Linked DNA regions of Homo sapiens: region 2 is linked to region 1. The links are chromatin loops, found by intact Hi-C in ENCODE. Cell type or tissue: heart left ventricle. All regions are shown on one strand. Links, peaks and the distances in the headings refer to the core of each region. The heading gives the core; the rest is flanking DNA. Region 1 overlaps EMILIN2 (elastin microfibril interfacer 2). Region 2 overlaps METTL4 (methyltransferase 4, N6-adenosine).

Region 1 (9,957 bases), core at 1,101-9,100:
TGGGATTACAGGCACCAGCCACCACACCTGGCTGATTTTTGTATTTTTAGTAGAGATGGGGTTACGCCATGTTGGCCAGGCTGGTCTTGAACTCCTATCCTCAAGCAATCCACCCACCTCAGCCTTCCAAAGTGCTGGGACTACAGGCATGAGCCATCATGGCTGGATGCAGTATTTCTTGTATCCTGCTGTATTCAGGGCATAGTTTGTTTCTTATTGTCCTATTGCTGCAGGTTTCAATAGTCTCCTTTTTATTTACCTCTATGTCTATCAATTTATCTTCATTTTATGACTCATCACTATCATTCCCCCCTTATTAAAAATTAATAATTGTTTCTTTCTTTTGGATTTTTTCCTTGGTGTTTTCTCAAAATAAGATTACCCAAAATTCAATGTTTGCATTCTTCTTCTTTTTTTCTTTTCTTTTTTTTTTTTTTTTTTTTTTAAAGATACAGGGTCTTGCTATATTGCCAAGGATGCCCTTGAACTCCTGGGCTCACGCCATCTTCCTGCCTCCCTAGTAACTGAGACTACAGGCACACACCACCTCCCTGACCAGCTTTCAATATTTGCATTCTTTGACGTAGTGAATCTTACTATATATGGTCAGACGGTGCTGTTGCTAGGAGACACTGATGAATAGTTGCTTTATCTCTGTTGCTTTTTGTCTCCCAAACTGCAAGCAGGGCTAAACAATGTCTGTGAGACTCTTTGAGCACAGAGATGTTAATGAAAGTAAAGGACAAAACATTCAGGCACTGCTTTGAGGATAACATCAGAAAATATGATATCATATGATATCACCATCCAACAGCTAATGGGTGGATCTTGCTAAAGTGGTTTCTTGTGGTTTTACTGTATGCAGTCAACTCTTGGGGTGTGGCTGCAGTTCACTAATATGGGAATGAAGTGTTCATATGATAAAGCGGATAATGAATATTTCCCCTCAGGGTGAAAGAGACCATTGATTATCTAATAGGTGTCATGTACATATTATTTTAACAGCTCTAGAAGCTGTTCTTCTTTATAGATGAGAGGATTATAGTTCACAGAAGTTAGTTAACTTGCTCAAGGACAAACAGTAAATAGCAGAGCCAGAATGCAAGTAGAGGTCTATTTGACTACAAAGCCCATACTCTTTTCTACTGTACCACAGTACTTACCTACAATTGTGTAGTGACCTGTAAGTGAAGATGTACATGTATTTTGTAGGTACCTTGTTTATTGTCTTGGCAGAATCTGGCTAAAGGTAGAAAATGTTCATTCATGTCCAACTTTATCTTTGTAACAGATAATGAACCCAGCCAATTCTCAGAGCCCAGGAAGACTTTGTCCCCAACTGGTACAGCACAACCAAGCTGGGGGGTAGATCCAAAAGAGGGGCCTCAGGAACTTCAGGAAAAGAAGATACAGGTGCTAGAGGAGAAGGTTCTTCGACTCACAAGGACGGTTCTTGACCTCCAGTCTTCCCTTGCTGGAGTGAGTGAAAATCTCAAACATGCCACTCAGGATGATGCCAGTAGAACACGGGCACCAGGGCTCAGCAGCCAGCACCCCAAGCCTGACACCACTGTTAGTGGAGACACAGAAACGGGCCAGAGTCCTGGTGTCTTCAACACTAAGGAATCTGGCATGAAGGACATCAAGTCTGAATTGGCTGAAGTCAAAGATACTCTAAAGAACAAAAGTGACAAGCTGGAAGAGCTGGATGGAAAAGTGAAGGGCTACGAAGGGCAGCTCAGACAGCTCCAGGAAGCAGCTCAGGGCCCGACGGTGACCATGACAACCAACGAACTCTACCAAGCCTATGTGGACAGTAAGATCGACGCCCTGAGAGAGGAGCTCATGGAGGGCATGGACAGAAAGCTGGCTGACCTGAAAAACTCATGTGAGTACAAGCTCACTGGCCTCCAGCAGCAGTGTGATGACTATGGGAGCAGCTACCTGGGAGTGATAGAGCTCATAGGGGAGAAGGAAACAAGCCTGAGAAAAGAAATAAATAACCTCCGAGCCCGGCTACAGGAGCCTTCAGCCCAGGCAAATTGCTGCGACAGTGAAAAGAATGGTGACATTGGTCAACAGATCAAGACATTGGACCAGAAAATCGAGAGAGTTGCTGAAGCCACCAGAATGCTGAATGGAAGACTGGACAATGAGTTTGACCGCCTTATAGTTCCAGAGCCAGATGTGGATTTTGATGCAAAATGGAATGAACTCGATGCAAGGATCAATGTGACGGAGAAGAACGCTGAAGAACATTGCTTTTACATTGAGGAAACCCTTCGGGGCGCCATTAATGGAGAGGTGGGTGACTTGAAGCAGCTTGTTGATCAGAAAATACAGTCTCTGGAAGACCGTCTGGGGAGCGTTCTCCTACAGATGACCAATAACACTGGTGCAGAGCTCAGTCCCCCAGGGGCAGCAGCCCTGCCAGGAGTGTCAGGGTCAGGAGATGAACGGGTCATGATGGAATTAAACCACCTGAAGGACAAAGTTCAAGTTGTTGAAGACATTTGCCTGCTGAACATCCAGGGAAAGCCTCATGGGATGGAAGGTGCCTTGCCAAACAGGGAAGACCGCGCAGTACGCGACAGCCTGCACCTTTTGAAATCTCTCAACGACACGATGCACAGGAAGTTTCAAGAAACCGAACAAACCATCCAGAAACTTCAACAGGATTTTAGTTTTCTTTATTCTCAATTAAACCACACAGAAAATGATGTGACTCATCTTCAAAAGGAAATGAGCAATTGTAGAGCAGGTGAAAACGCTGGCATGGGTAGGTTCACTAAGGTGGGTGAGCAAGAAAGGACAGTGGACACCCTGCCGTCCCCCCAGCACCCCGTGGCTCATTGCTGCAGTCAGCTGGAGGAGAGGTGGCAGAGGTTGCAGAGCCAGGTCATCTCGGAGCTGGATGCTTGTAAGGAATGCACGCAGGGGGTCCAGAGGGAGGTCTCCATGGTGGAGGGCAGGGTGTCTCATATGGAGAAAACTTGCAGCAAGCTGGACTCTATCTCAGGAAATCTTCAGAGGATCAAGGAGGGGCTCAACAAGCATGTCAGCAGCCTGTGGAACTGTGTCAGGCAGATGAACGGAACGCTCAGGTCGCATTCCAGAGACATTTCTGGCCTGAAGAATTCAGTCCAGCAGTTCTACAGCCACGTCTTCCAGATTTCTACTGATTTGCAAGATCTGGTCAAATTTCAGCCATCAGCAAGTAAGTTGAATATTACAATTCTATTTCTTGTATTTCTTTGCAGCACGCAACAACATTTTAAAAATAATTTTTTGTTCATTTTTGATATTGTTGAAACTTCATGAGGTAAAAATGTGACAGTATTATGCTAGATTTTGGACAGTTCACGGAATGAACTAAATGCCATCAGTCCTACCCAAATGTGGTTCATAGATTGGTGCCTGAATTATCTGGTGCTGAGTAGCAATAAGATAAATATATATTCTCAGTGTTAATATTTAGGAACTTCTAAAATAATTTGACAGACTGGTTGCAGTGGCTCATGCCTGTAATCCCAGCACTCTGGGAGTCAAAGGAGGGTGGATCACCTGAGGTCAGGCATTCGAGATCAACCTGGCCAACATGGCGAAAATCCGTCCCTACTAAAAATACAAAAATTAGCTGGGTGTGGTGGCACGCGCCTGTAGTCCCAGCTAGTCGGGAGGCTGAGGTGGGAGAATTGCTTGAACCTGGGAGGCAGAGGTTAAGGTGAGCCGAGATTGCATCACTGCACTCCAGCCTGGGCAACAGAGTGAGGCTCCATCTCAAATAAATAAACAAACAACATTGCAGTATTTAAGCACATGATCTACGTAATTTACAAAAATATCAGTTCACAACACATTGAAAATAAAAAAGGAAAACTGGTTCTTCCCACAGATGGATAGCCAAATATTATCTGTAGAATCAGGCTGGTGAGCTCAGAGTTGGGGTCAGATTTTTGGCATAACAGCTTGGGGCAGTGGGTGTTGTCCTCTCTTCTACCTAGGGAGTCTCCTACGTACCTCTCTTCAAGCATCACTTTTTATCTGTGTCGTTATCATCTTCAGGGCTTAGCTGATGGCAGATAGGATGCTGTCATATTTGTTTCCAGACACAGGACCGTGGATGAGAGCAGTTTAGGGACAGGAAGTATCTAAAGCTCCATAGTGCCTGCATCCAGGAAGCTCAGCAGTAGTGCTGAGAGCAATGCTGGCTACACCTTAGGCACTCAACAAATGTTTGTTGAATGAATGAATGTGAATGAATGAATAATATATGTAATAAGATTTTTTTGTTACTTGTGGGTGCTAAACGCAGCCTTCTCAAAGGACAGAGCTTCTCTTGTACCTGGGTTTGTACTCTGAGACAGCCTCCGACATAAGCTAGCCCTCTCTAGTCGGAGTCTGGGCGTGAAAGGAAGGAAGAGGGAGCTCGCGTTTTTGAACACTTTCTATGTACAGCACTGGCTTGGTCACTTCAGGGGGACTGAATCCTATCATGGCCTCACAGAAAGGCTGTTTTCCAACAGGGAAAATGTGCCCAAAGTCATGTGGCTGTTCAGTGGGGGAGCCAGGATGGAAACCAGGCCAGGCTGCGTCCAAGAATTGTTTTCTTGCAGTCCAGCCATGATGACTGTGTGTCTCCCAGAACTGAGTGCAGACTTACTTGGTCCATGGGGACTTGTTGAGGGGCCTGCTTTGTGCTAGAAGGAACCTATTCCTGACCTCCCCCTCCCTGTTTTCTTTTCTCCCATCCTTGCCTTTGGGACTTTTACCTCCCTGACCTGGTTCCGCTCTGGGTGACACAGGCCCTTGCACAAGGAACTGAGATTTCATGGCCTCTGTGAACCTTGGGATTTTATGATCAAGTCCCAGATGAGACATAAAACCCAAGGCAGCGTAGGCTAGAACGTGGGAAGCAGGCGAGCTCTGGCTTGGTCAGGGAGAGCCAGGGCCAGGTCCTGGCAGCTCAGGAGGGTGGAGAGGGTCCGAGGTAGGTGGGAAAATGCCCTGGATGTCCCCAGAGCACTGTGCTTATCTTGCAGATGACGAGTCACCTAGGCCCAGGAGGACCAGGAATCTGGCCGCCACCCGAGTGTCCAGCCCACTGCACCTCACTATTTATAACCCAGCCCTTCCCCCACTCCAGGGCCACTCAGCTCCTCTATCTCTGGAATGTTGAGTAGAGGTCACAAGACCATGTATGTGTTCATAGAATGATTGTCCCTTGTGGTGACAACGCTGTCTGGTCTGTGTCTTACGATAACAGGTTGAATCAGATATTTCCAGTTGATTTGGAACTCCCTGGTGGCGTGGGAAGCTGTGTTAACATTTTCGCATTTGTCTGTTGCAGTAGGAGTTGGGGGGTGAATTCTTTTAAAAGAGAATGTGCCATACAAAACATTATCCCTTTGGACTGAACTCATTGTGGTGAGTGTAGACTGCATGGAGTTTTGAGAATTTCATTGATTGGAAAAGAGCCAGAAATAAACAAGCAGAGCCTCCTCTGCCCTTGTCTAGCATCCAGGTCTAGGAGACCTGGAACCTGAGTATCAGAGGTGCATGGGAGAATCTGGAGCTAAGGTCACAATGAAAGTGACATGTCAATCAGTTAAAAGTCAACAGAATGTTTATTGAGTGCCTACGATGTGCAAGGCTCTTGGGGGACCTGGAGATAAGTAGGCATAATCCTTATTCTAAAGCATTTGCAATCACAGTGGGAAAGAGACTCACAGGTCTGCAGAGAGATGAATGAGATTGTTTGTGGCATAGCAGTTTATCCCTTTAGTTCATAAGCTCTTACTGAGCCCCTATTATGTGGTAGGTAATGGCTGTGTGGGGGAGTATGTGGATAAAAGTCTGATGGGGAAACAAGCAGACAGATGGTCACAGGAATGGGGTGTGGTGTGCATGAGCCACCTTGAGTGTTCAGAGAAGCACCCACAGTGGAAGTCAGGGAGGGATTCTCAGGAGAGAGCCCTGAGCTGAGCCCTCAGTGTAGGTATTTACCGAGCAGAGTACAGAGGCTGATGGGGTGAGGAATAAGGTGAGATGAGAGAAGCTTCCAGGAGGAGGTGTTACTGGATCTGATTGAGGGATGGGTGGGATTCAGAAAGCAGGAGGGGAGGACATTGTGGATTAGCTATTTATTGCTTTATAACAACCCATTCCAAATCTTGCTGGCTTAAAACAACAAAGATGTATTAGTTTCCATTATTCTGTAGGTCAGGAACCCCGGCAGGGCTTGGCTCAGCGGTTCTTCTGCTCTATGTGGCATCAGCTTGAGTCGCCCACTCAGCTGCATTCAGCTTGCGGTTGACTGGAAGGTCTGTGAAGACTCAGTCATATGTCTGGTGCCTCGGTGCTCCTCCACCTGGCCCCTCTCTCCATGTGGCCAACCTGGGCTTCCTCACAGCATGGCGGTGTCAAGTAGTCAGACTATGGCGACTGTCAAGGGAAAGTGGAAGCTGCTGGGCCTCCCACAGGCTAGCCCAGAGCTGGAGTGGCATCACTGCCACATTCTATTGTCAAAGCAGGTCTGCTCTTGAAGGGTGACGTGGCTGGTATGTTTGGGGAGGGAAGGGGGATTAATGGTGGTCATGATATCTACCACAGTGAGCACAGATCCAGAGGTGAAGATGTGTGATGGTTTTGGACCAGTAAGCAGATCGCCAGACCGGGAACACACACTGTGGTGTTTCTACTCAGCCTGTTGCCCTCTTCACAGATCCTGTTTCCTTTGGAAGCATCACTGAGGTGAGGCTGAATTATCCAAGAAGCAGCCAACAGGGGAGAAGAAGGGCCTTCAGCTGATGCTTAAATAGATCTAAGTCTCTTTTATATCCTTCTGTTAAGGGCATATATATATATAGCATATGTATATATTGCATATATATAATGAATAAATAAATATATATAATTGTTTTTGAGATGGAGTCTCCCTTTGTTGCTGGGGCTGGAGTGCAGTGGCGTGATCTTGGCTCACTGCAACCTCCGCCTCCCGGGTTCAAGCGATTCTCCTGCCTCAGCCTCCCAAGTAGCTGGGATTACAGGTGTCTGCCACCACATCCAGCTAATTTTTGTATTTTTAGTAGAGACAAGGTTTCACCATGTTAGTCAGGCTGGTCTCGAACTCCTGACCTCAGGTGATCCACCCATCTCAGCCTCCCAAAGTGCTGGGATTACAAGCATGAGACATTGCACCCGGTCAGATATATATATATTTGAGACAGGATCTTGCTCTGTCACCCAGGCTAGAGTACAGTGGTGCAATCACAGCTAACTGCAGCCTCAACTTTCCTAGGTTCAGGTGATCCTCCCACCTCAGCCACCCAGGTAGCTAGTACTACTGGCACGTGCCATCGCACCCAGCTAATTTTTTGTTATTTATTTATTTATTTTTTTAGAGATGGGTTTCACCATGTTGCCCAGGCTGGTCTCAAACTCTTGGACTCCAGTGATTCGCCTGCCTCAGCCTGGGATTCAGGCATGTGCTGTAATTACATGTGCTGGGAATTACGGGCATGAGCCAGTGCACCTGGACAATTTTTTTTTTGGAGATGGGGGTCGGGAGACAAAAGGTCCACAAGTCTGGGCACAGTGGCTTACGCCTGTAATCCCAGCACTTTGCGAGGCTCAGACGGGTGTATCGCTTGAGCCCAAGAGTTCGAGACCAGCCTGGGCAACACAGGGAGTCCCTGTCCCTACAAAAAATACAAAAAAATATATACTTTTGAGAAAATGGTCCAGGCAGAGGGAACAGCATTCTCAAAGGCTATGAGGAAGTTCTTTTGAAAAACCCAGAATAGTGGTATGGCCAAGCGTATAAGCAAGGCAGAAGGTCATCAGCAATGAGGTCAAAGCGAGGGTAGGAATGAGATCAGGCAGGCTTTCTAGGCTGTGATAAAGGAGTTGGATTTTAAGTACCGTGAGAAACTATTGAAGGATTTTGAGCTGGGGAGTGATTACTTCCGTTGAAATCCCTGCTCATCCATGCTTGTAAACAGTGGAGGATTAACTAATGTCCTGGACTTAGTAATCACTCAGGAAAATTACCTATTACTTAAACCCTCCATACCCTAGAATGGATGTTTAATCTATTCATGACTGAACTTTTCTCCCTTTCTCTACCTATAAACCCCCAGGCCTCCAGCCTTGGAAGAGAGAGGGCCTGTAAACACAGCAGACACAGGGTGAAGGGCCCTGGTGGCTCCGGTGATGCTGTAGGTGGCCACAGGTTTTTTTGTTTTTCTTGCTTTCCCTTTTTCTTGTTTTTAAAATTAGCGTTCAAATAGACAGTATAAAAAGCCTTAGAAATGGCTGGGCGCGGTGGCTCATGCCTGTAATCCCAACACTTTGGGAGGCCAAGGCAGCAGGATCACTTGAGCACAGGCGTTCAAGACCAGCCTGGGCAACACAGTGAGATCCTGTCTGTACAAATTAAACATTAGCTGGGTGTGGTGATGTGCACCTGTGATTCCACCTACTTGAGAGGCTGAGGCAGGAGGACCCCTTGAGCCCAGGAGTCTGAGGCTGCAGTGAGCTATGATCACACCACTGCACTCCAGCCTGAGCAGTACAGCATAATCCTGTCTCTTTAAAAAAAAAAAAAAAGCCTAGAGATCTCCCTTTTCAGCATTCACAGCTTCATGTATCTCGTGTATCGATAGTTTTTTTGAGCAGAATCTCATCACTTATGAACAAATTAGGTTATAAATGGAAAGGAGGCTCGAGGCCCTTTATTCCCTATGCAGTGTAGCCACGGAGTTGAGCCCTCCTTCCCAGATGGACTCGCTCCCATTTTCACAGGTGCGGGGAGCATCAGGCCTTCACACTCTCTCAGCAGGCATCCTCTTTTGTTCCTTTTTCCCAAGTTGCCCAGCCTTACCCCCACTCGAGTCTGAGTGACCCATGAGTGATTCATAGGGAATTACTCACAGGTATCCCCACAAGTGGGGGTGTGTCCTGGCCACAGGGTCTGCCTCCCAGGCACTGGGTGACCAGCAGAGGCTGACTCCCTGCCTGGGACCCAGGACTAGCCCGGCCTGCAGCCCAGTGGCAGCAGCATGTGGAGAATGGGGCAGCCCGCCCTCCCCAGCTGGCTTTAGCTTCCCCTGGCCCCACACACAGGTTGAGCCTCAGCTGGACCCTGCCTTCCCACTGTTCCTCTCCCGGTAGAGGAAGGAAGGGGTGCTGGTGGCGAGCAGGAAGGGAAGGCAGAGGGACGTAGCTGTGTGCAGGGGACTTCTCTTTCCAGATGTCACGCTTCCAAGTAGAGACAGATGTCTCTTAGATCTCAGCACACTAGAGATAATGGCATCACTTCCTTTTTCTGCTCTCCCACCCCTTTCTGCTCATGTCTCTGAGTAATTTTCATCATAGCGTTTCTTTTAGGAGTGCTGCAGGTTTAAGCGTACTATTTTTATTGAGTTAAGCTATAAGAATGAAAAAGCACAGCCTTGTCAAATAACTATTTAACCAGAAAGCCTGGCCAGGGCACTGCCTGATGCCAACATTCTGACCCCTTTGCCCCAACTCAAAATCAGCTGAGTTTGGGGAGAGTTTAGGCCCAAGGTAGCATGATGGACTTAGAGTTTTATAAACATATAAAGGCTCAATAAATTGCTTATATTCAGGCCATAGGGAACTCCTGACAACTCGCCCCCTTTATCCTGTAGGCACCAGGTTTCTACGATGCCCTTTGGTTCGTGTAAACCGCAGCTGCTCTACTGCATCTTAGCCTTGAACTTAGAGCTGCAGTGTTCGGAGAATGGAGCTTTCCCAGAGCTGCATGCATAAATGCCTCTGGGATCTTTAAAAAAAACAAAAACAAAAAACTCCTCGGCTCACTCAGGAGATCGCTGCTCAGCAGCAGGGATGAGGTGAGGGCCAGGAATTTGTAATTAAATTTATAACTAAAAAAAACCGCTAGCTCTAGTCCTGGAAATTGAAGGCTACCCC
Region 2 (9,957 bases), core at 1,034-9,033, 330 kb before region 1:
ACCCCGTGTCTACTAAAAAAATACAAAAAATTAGCTGGGCGTAGTGGCGGGCGCCTGTAATCCCAGCTACTCGGGAGGCTGAGGCAAGAGAATGGCATGAACCCAGGAGGCAGAGTTTGCAGTGAGCGGAGATGGGCCACTGCACTCCAGCCTGGGCGACAGAGCGAGACTCTGTCTCAAAAAAGAAAATCCAGTAGAACATTTTAAAAATAGTAACATCATGATCATTTGGAATATATTCTGCAAATGCAAGGATGGTTAATTGAGGAAGAATCATAGGAAAAATCTATTCAGTCTCCTTCAATAGGATCAATAGGTTCATGGAAAAAAATTTTTAAAAAAGAAAAAAAAAATCTGTTCAATCTCCATATATGCCTAACATGTTATTTCCAACTCAGTTGAAACCCAGTATTATGCTTAATGATGAAATTATCCCCCTTGTCAAGCACAAGACAAAGTAAATATGCTCACATATATTACTTATGTTTATTATGCACACAAATATTCTTTAATATTGTATTATAATTTCCACCCTACAGAATTAGAGAAGAAATCAGAAACATGATAATTGGAAAGGTATAAGTAAAATTACTACTATTTGAAAGAGTTCTATATCTGGAAAATCCAAGAGATACAACAACAAAAAATTACTACAACTTAACAAGAAACCTGCAAGGCCTTTATAAAGAAAATTTTACACAACGACAAAACAAAACGTGAGCAAATGGAAAAATACATTCATGTTTTGGGGCGGAATCACCAACATCTTAAAGATGTCAACACTGCCCTAATTTAATTTAGAAATTTAACTTGATGCCATAAAAATGGCAACAGGTTTTCTAACTAGATGTTATCATTGATCCTAAAATTTATATGGGGAAAGAAAACAAATTTATTAAAAAGAGGAGTGATGAGAAAAGGATGGGGATGGGCAGGACTGGCACTACCGGATAGTCAAACCTCTAAATCTGATTCAGCAAATATTCTGTCCTACTACTTTTTAAGAGTTTGATTCCATTCTGCAGCACATTTCATAATTTGTATTTATGATTAATACAAGTATTTAGCAATTAGAATATACATGAATTCAAGAAATTCTATTCTCTAATTTCATGTAAACTTTAAAGTGAAAGTAAATCTTATTAATTTTTTTATAGATATAAATACCCTGGATTTTCCTGGTATTTCTGCAGTTAACCTTGCAAGTGTCATTTCCAGAAAATAAGTGTATTTCCAAAATTAACAGATAAACTGCTCACATTGAGGGATTTAACATTTGTGTATTCAGCTGTCTTCAGAACATTTAAAACCCAATGTGTTTACGAAAACCACAATAAGATACCACTTTATATCCGTCAAAATGGCTATGATTAAAAAAAAGGGGGGCAGGGGCTGCATACAGTGGCTCTTGTCTGTATTCCCAGCACTTTGGGAGGCCAAGGCAGGAGGACTGCTTGAGCCCAGGAGTTCAAGACCAGCCTGGGCAACATAGTTAAGACCTTATCTCTACAAAAAAATAAAAAATTAGCTGAGCGTGGTGGCACATGCCTGTAGTCCCATCTACTCAGGAGGCTGAGGCAAGAGGATCACTTGAGCCCAAGAGTTCAAAGCCACGGTGAGCCATGACTGCACCACTGCACTCCAGCCTGGGCAACACGGTGAGACCCTGTCTCAAAAGAAAAAATGAAAGTTAAACATAAAAGCTAATCCAACAATTCCACTTCTGGGTATATACCTAAAAAAAGCAGGGACTCAAAACAGATACTTGTACACCAATGTTCACAGAAACATTATTCATAATAGCCAAAATGTGGAAACAACCCAAATGACCATGAACAAATAAATGAATAAACAAAATGTAGTATATACAAACAATGAAATATTATTCGCCCTTAAAAAGGAAATTCTGATAAATGCTACAACATGGATGAACCTTGAAGACATTATGCTAAATGAAATTAGCCAGATACAAAAAGATGAACATTGTATGATTCCACTTATATGAAATATCTACCATAGGCAAATTCACAGAGACAGTGAGTAGAATAAAGGATACCAGCAGCTGGGGGACGGGGGGATGGGGAGTTATTAAATAATGGTAGAGTTCCAGTTTGGGATGATGAAAAAGTACTAGAGATGAACAGCAGTGGTGTGGTACAACATTGTGAATGTATTTAATGCCGCAGAATTTTACACTTAAAAATGGTTAAAAATGGAAAATTTTATGTATATTCTACTACAACAAGAAAGAAAGGGAAAAAAAACCCAGGGTTCTACCATCACATTAATTCAACAAGACCGAATTCCAGACTGAATTTTGCCATTTCAAAGGTGCTCCATGGAAAAAAAAATTAAGCTTAAAATATTTGTGTTCATTCTGTTTCTTCTCATTTCTTTAACTCTCTGATCTCATTTATCGCTATGTTCTAGAAACATATCCTTCACATTACTCATGCTCTCTTCTGCCACTCTCTTAATATATTGTTTTATCTAGACAATAGGATTTTATAATCTCTAAAATCTCTAAACTTAACCAATATAGCATAAGTTTACTTTGTTAAATATTTAAACTAATAGAAGTACATGAAGTTTCAATAAAAACTGGTTTAGGCTGGATGCAGTCGCTCACTCCTGTAAAATCCTAGCACTTTGGGAGGCTGAGGCTGGCGGATGGCCAGAGCTCAGTAGTTTGAGACCAGCCTGGCCAACATGGTGAAACACCATCTCTACTAAAAATACAAAAAATTAGCAGGGCATGGTGGCACACGCCTATAATCCCAGCTACTCAGAGGAGGCCAAGGCATGAGATTGCTTGAACCCAGGAGGCAGAGGCTACAGTGAGCTGAGATCACACCACTACCACTCCACTCCAGCCTGGGCAACAGAATGAGACTCTGCCTCAAAAAAAAAAAAAAAAAAAAGACAAAACTGGTTTAAACTGTGCATTACTATAAAATTAACAATAAATATATTAAGTGCTAAGCCTGATCAAAATGATTGCTTGATTTTGAAAAAAAATCCTTATTTATGTTGTCCATTTATTTTCTACTACTTCACATTAATCTTCCAATGTGATCAATGAACATTTTACACTTACCTTTGTATGGTATTCCATAGCATCCAATTCACCTTGATTGAAAACAACACATCTTTTACGCTTCTAAAGGGTAGATCAATTACAGGGGAAAAGTTATGTTGCCATTAATATTTTGCTTTTTCATTATAACATTATTTATGTCTTATATCTGTCTAATAATAATTAATAATTAATAGTAGTAATTGTCTACTGAGGTCAAAATCAATGCAAAGGGTATGGAGTGAGGAGGTAAGCTTTCCCAAAGTAAATTAAAAACAACAACATAAACAAAATGGATTGTAAAAGGTCACCTCAGCTTTATCTGCTATTAATAAGAACTAGTTCTGGCCGGGCACGGTGGCTCACGCCTGTAATCCCAGCACTTTGGGAGGCCAAGGCGGGAGGATCACGAGGTCAGAAGATCGAGACCATCCCGGCTAACATGGTGAAACCCCATCTCTACTAAAAATACAAAAAAAAAAAAAATTAGCCAGGCATGGTGGCAGGCGCCTGTAGTCCCAGCTACTTGGGAGGCTGAGGCAGGAGAATGGTGTGCGAGACTCTGTCTCAAAAAAAAGAACTAGTTCCACATGATAAAGTGTAGCATCAGCACCCATGAAATACAAGGAAACTATGACACCGTATGAAGTTACCAGTGCCATCTATCACTTTATATATGGTATAGTTATTCTCAATTTCCTTTATTTCTGAGAAGAGAAACTAGCCAGGTGCTATCATCAAAAGAAATTCCAATGTGCTTATGACTGATGAGGGTTAGGTATGAATCAGATTTATATTGACACTGTTCTATATCTAACAATATAGAGTAAGGACTTAGTACTTTTTATGGCTGAAACTCCAGTGCTTACCTTGTGTCAAACTCTTAGCATGCTAACAATAAATGTCTGTTGGCTAAATAAATAAATGGACTTAATATTGTATAATTTGCTTTAGCATATCAGAAGGTGTCATCAAGATTACATTTATTACATAGGTTCATCTATTTTTTTCCATGTTATAAGAAATTTACCCAACCTGAGAGATTAAACATTAAAAATTAATGCCCATACCCTGTAAACTATAAAGTCCTTTACAAAGGCTTGTTATTATCTGAATTACTTATATTACAACATACTATTTTACTAAGACCTCGGACAATGCTAAATATTTTCTTTTCTGTGTGTGACACGTAGTAAATGATCAATAAATATTTGATGAAAGGAAAAAGGGGACTGGGCATGGTGGCTCACACCTGTAATCTCAGCACTTTGGGAGGCCGAGGCAGGTGGATCACCTGAGATCAGGAGTTCAAGACCAGCTTGGCCAACAAGGTGTCTACTAAAAATACAAAAAATTGGCCGGGTATGGTGGTGGACACACATAATCCCAGCTACTCGGGAGGCTGAGACAGGAGAATTGCTTGAACCTGAGAGGCAGAGGTTTCAGTGAACCGAGATCACGCCACTGCGCTCCAGCCTGGGAAACAGAGCAAGACTCCGTCTCAAAAAAAAAAAGGGGGATCAACACATGAACACACAGAGGGGAGCAACAGATACTGGGGCCTACTGGAAGATGGAGGTCAGAGGATGGGAGGAGGGAAAGGATCAGGACAAATAACTAATGGGTACTAGGCTTAATACCTGGGTGATGAAATAATTTGTACAACAAAACCCCATGACACAAATGTATCTATATAACAAACCTATACATGTACCTGTGAACTTAAAAATTAAAATTAAAATTAAAAAAAAGAAGAATATGCACAAGAAAAAAGTCACAATATTAAAAAGTTCCATTTCAGAAAATGTATTTTCTTTATTACTTTCCTTATTCTAATTCTCAACAAACTTTCGTATTTAATATCTTTCTTCTTCACCGAATTATAAGATCCATCAGGGAGGGATTATGTTTATCTTGTTTCATCACTCTGCATACAATGGCACATAGAAAGAGCTCAAACGTTTGTTCGGTGAGTAATGAATGTTAATCCTATCACTAAAAAAGAAAATGTTGAGGCCGGGTGCAGTGGCTCAAGCCGAGGTGGGCAGATCACGAGGTCAGGAGATCAAGATCACCCTGGCTTAACACAGTGAAGCCCCGTCTCTACTAAAAATACAAAAAATTAGCCAGGCGTGGTGGCAAGCGCCTGTAGTCCCAGCTGCTCGGGAGGCTGAGGCAGGAGAATGGCGTGAACCCGGGAGGCGGAGCTTGCAGTGAGCTGAGATAGCACCACTGCACTCCAGCTTGGGTGACAGAGCAAGACTCTGTCTCAAATAAATAAATAAATAAATAAATAAATAAATAAATAAATAAATAAAATAAACAAATAAATAAAAATAAGTAAAAAAGACAATGCTGATATCAGATATCTAAAATGGACTTTGTAAAATCACCTCTAAATTCCTGAAAGAGATAAAAAGTATTAAAGCATAATTAATTTGATCCTGTATGGCATTCCCAAAACTCTACTAAAAGATTGCACCAGTGTGAATATACAAATACATATACTTTACAAACGGGTATATTTACCACAGGAGCTTTCTACTTGTATCACTAGAAACTTTTAAAACAATCACCCTTCTTACAAACTTTTATTACGTATCTCCAAGGGATAGCTCTCTAAAAACCTCCGAAATACCACTTACTGCTTAGAAATTTTGTAGAAAAACTTTTTTTTTAAAGCAAAAACAGTTGTAAACATATTCAATTAATACAAATGCCTAATCAAGAAAAGGGTTTTGGGGGAGTTTTTTGTTTGGCTTTTTGTTTGTTTTTTTGCTGTCTGGGTTTATTTTCTTTGCTTAATTTACAGAGAATTCACTTCCCAGCCAACTTTGCTTATTTTTGAAATACTATGCAATTTGGTCTTCTAAGAATAGTTGAAGCTAGAAAAAAGCTACAAATTATTTCAGATATGCTAAAGCCTTTTTGGGTTTTACTGATTCTTCTTTATACTTAACGAATCACCAGATATTTAAGACATTTAGATAATAAATCTCAATTATGTTTTCTGGAGAAAAATAAATATTTCTTAAAACTTTCTACCTTCCCAATAATAGAAATGGAGATTTCTTTTTTAACACCATTCATCAGATCTTCCTTTTCATTACTTTGCTGGCATTCTTTATGAACAGCTGGAGTTATATAAGGTTTGGTGACATCAAACAGTTCAGGTCGAAAAACAAATTTTCGTGTGAACATTTCATAATTTCCTCCATCATCATTCTCTGGCTTAGTGGAAGAGTCAGAAGCAATAAATGCAGCACAGACTCCAGAGGAGGACACAGAATCCATTTGAAGAGACTCAAAGTGAACAGAAGTAGTGAACTCCTTTTTACGGCAACAAGGTTCATGATGCTGGTGAAGTTGATAGTTTATCTTGTTGATAAAAGAAAGATGATCCAGTAACCACCCAGCTGACAACTGGTGTACCACAGACATTCCCTTCCTTTAAAAAAGCCTCTGGGAATTAGGAACTAGAATGAAAATCCAACTTTCCAGATCAGCTTCTTAAATATCTTGTATTTCAATAAACATACACTTCATACACACAGATAGATTTGATATACAAGTACAAAAACCTGACATGCACATTGAAGAGAATTTATCATTCATGATGTTAATATATACAGAAATTCTAAGGAAAATTGCAATGTTTTAATATAAACTTTCTTTTTAATTTCAGAGTTGATAATTCAACATTTTCAGCCAAAATTTGGCCAAAGGGGGTTAAAACCTGATCTTATGTCTGGAATCCCAATGTGATCCTCCTGTCTTCCTGGGCCCCCCACGACTTCTTGCTTTGGTCCTTGGGTCTAGCCACTAGGTCCACATCCTCCAAGTCAGGAAGTCATTGAATCCTTAAAAGGACAAAGTAGCCTGTAAAAGCAAAGAACACTACATTAGCTACGTGAATTCACCCTTTTTAATGAGATAAACCTATCTAGAGAGGGGCATAGAATTTCAGAAGGTGCTGTTAGCAGGTAATCCCTCGTTTTTGCAAACTACACTTGTCATAGTAAGTCAGCCCATTCTCCAGTATCATCTTCCCTACTTAATCACTACTACCAATGGAGTAATAAGGTAAAAAGAAAAAATTGTTCTAGTCAGAGAAAATGCAATTTTACCAGCACATCAGAAGCACTAAACCCTAGCAAAACCGCAAGGTTAAGAGTCTAGATCTGTAATTGGTTCTGAGCAGTACCCCTTGGATAACTAGGTTTCTCAGAACTAACCTTTTTTCAAAAGATGGATTAGAGTTCTAGATATTGCTTTCTAAATCCAGTGCAGTGGAGAACTTAAGAGGGGACAGAATAAGAAATAAATGAGTGCTTAATGGCACAATTAATAATCACAGCATTTAGATTCAAATTTCTAACTCCATGAGTGAGATTATGATGTACATTGGTTTTCATCCACAGTTCCTGGCTCACCGCCCCTGTAGCCTTACTGAGTGCAGGGATGAAGGCTGAGTTGATCACCAGTGACCAATGATGTAATCATTCATGTCTGTACAATGAATTTGGGAGATGTGACACTATCTAAAGATAGAAATAGTGTCAGAAATGAATTAGAGGGAAGAAGGGGCGAGCCTAAGAGTGACAGTGACACATGATGGCAGTCACCACAGGCTCAGGAGTAGGAGTACCTCTCAATTTCCAACTGTTGGAAGAACCTGAAGGTTAGAAAGGAGTGGCTGGGCATGGTGGCCCACGCCTGTAATCGCAGCACTTTGGGAGGCCGAGGCGGGCAGATCCCCTGAGGTCGGGAGTTCAAGACCTGCCTGGCCAACATGGTGAAACGCTGCGTCTACTAAAAGTACAAAAATTAGCTGGGCTTGGTGGCATGCGCCTGTAATCCCAGTTACTCAGAAGGCTGAGGCATGAGAATCACTTGAACCCAGGAGGGAGAGGTTGCAGTGAGCCGAGACTGCACTACTGCACTCCAGCCAGGGCAACAAGAGTGAAACTACGTCTCAAAAAAAAAAAAAAAAGGGAGTATGAGATGGCACAGATAGCTAGAGTCTAGAAGATGATAAAGACATGACACTTACCAAATGGACAGGGATGATAATTGGGCCTTCAAGAACAATTTACAAAAACTGAATATACAGCTTTAAAATAGAATGTGGACCTAAATACCCAGCAGCACTCCCCTTTGTAAGATGTGTAACAAAAATTAATGCTATTCTAAAGGAGTGGTGGACTCAAGAGCCATTTCAGTGCTAGCTAAATAGCAGAATTCAGATAGCATCAAAGTTGTCTTGGAAGAGGTTGAACAGCTAATGACATCTAAAGAAAACATGAAACTCCCTCAGCAGCCTGAAAGACACTGTTACAGTAATTAATCAAAAAGAAAAACCATAGTCCCTTTTCCCCACACCCATTCAATTTAAGCAGTCTTCATTTTCAACAGTAGTAAATTTTCTAGATACATCTTGTAGACCTCACAGTACTAGAAAGGATGCTCCTATTCAAAAGAAATGTATCTTAAGATACTGTGAATGATACTAACTTTTTTGTCCATTTGAATTATGTAAGTTGTGCTATAACAAATCATCCTGTCAAGCGACAGGATCAAGCAAGTATATTTAAATTGATTCCCATCATAACTGGTGGGGTACATCTAATTCAACTGTGGAAAGACCACACAATCACCTTGCTTCTCCTTACATGGCCTGGAGTCTCCGCCTTCTCCCCCTACCGCTCTCCCTTCCTCCCACCCCCACCCACTGCAACAGCCCTCTAGCCTGGGAGGCTTGTTAGAGTAGACGTGAAGATCACAGCCTGTGGGACCACTGCTGAGTGTGTGGGCACTCAGTTTAAGTATTCAGTGATGCTCCTTCCAAACCACTGTCCTGTCCCCACCTCTTCCACTCCCACCCTTGGCCAAAGCACAGATCATAAGCCCTCTGCTCCGCTCCCCTCTGAGATTCGCCTTCCATGAGGAATTCAGGGCTTTCCCCATATCTTCTCTTCCCCACCTTTATCAAGAGATGCTGCTCCCTCCCCGTCAAGTCTCTTTTTGCACTGTCACCACCCAACACTTTCCACGACACTTCTTTGCTTTGACCAGAAGCCATAAGGTAAGGTTGGAAGAACATTTATTCACTCTCCACCAGCCTAGGAAATTAATAGTGGGTCCTCAGCCCTGCCACCTTCTGCTGTTATCATCAGCCTTTTAACTCAGGTTTTGATATGGTGAAAAGAGTCACCAGGGTTATTCAGACACCCCGGCTGTCAGGGTCCTTGGTGGTTAAACCTGGGAAAAGGCCACATGAAGACAACTGTAAGCACACATGATCCCTCTGAATTGTTTTCTTTTCCTGCAATTGTGCTTGCTCTTAAAAATTGAAGTTTTAAACAGGGCTCACATGTGATCATCCTTCCATCTATTGGAGTCTAGCTTGAAATGTGACAACCGGAACCAAAAGAACCTTGAATTTGGTGCCTACTTTGGTTTTGGTGCTGCTGCTTCTCAAGATCCTCAGCAGGGATTAAGAAGTTGGGGTGCACAGCAGGAATATCAGGAAATTGGCAGGCTTGACTTCCTGGCAAATTGCTAGCAGGACCACTAAATGCTGAACTGTACTGTGAATGTATACCGAAATACAAGCAATTATTTCTGTACTAAAGGTGTTTTTAATTTTGTATTTGTGTAAAACCACCTTTGGAAGCAGCAACTATCTAGTCAGAAAAGCAAATGATGTTTCCATTAATCTTTTCTGGGGAAAACATTAGTGCTAAGGATTTAACAATCTGTAGGTAAAGTTTAACCTAACAGTATTCCACAAGGAGACTTTTTATTATCAGACGGTTGCCTAATTTTCATATAATTTTTATATTAATATAATCCTTGGTTCCTCCCCATCCCCTTCATAG

The links. Hi-C counts contacts between places; a loop is a spot of excess contacts. Peaks named below come from ENCODE experiments on the same cell type or tissue, not always from the same donor. Only the 100,000 strongest peaks of a DNase experiment are listed, where the experiment ranks them.
Region 2: a loop joins it to region 1, with 5 times the contacts of the local background. A loop is called at or near these places in 2 of 110 quality-filtered maps.

The regions. Positions count from the first base shown.
Region 1 is chr18:2,889,270-2,899,226 of GRCh38, forward strand. EMILIN2 (elastin microfibril interfacer 2) reads left to right here. Exons shown (of 8, transcript NM_032048.3): 4 at 1,292-3,217. Among named protein-coding and RNA genes, the nearest start is that of EMILIN2, 47 kb to the left of the region's middle. In heart left ventricle, for the core only: no CTCF peak of the experiment used is centred there; a DNase peak (open chromatin) is centred at 5,042; H3K27ac peaks cover 1,644 bases.
Region 2 is chr18:2,560,700-2,570,656 of GRCh38, forward strand. It overlaps METTL4 (methyltransferase 4, N6-adenosine), which reads right to left. Exons shown (of 9, transcript NM_022840.5): 2 at 6,122-6,955; 3 at 3,098-3,160. The coding sequence starts at 6,517. It also overlaps the pseudogene LOC100128926. Among named protein-coding and RNA genes, the nearest start is that of METTL4, 5.8 kb to the right of the region's middle. RefSeq lists an enhancer at 9,899-9,957. In heart left ventricle, for the core only: no CTCF peak of the experiment used is centred there; no DNase peak of the experiment used is centred there.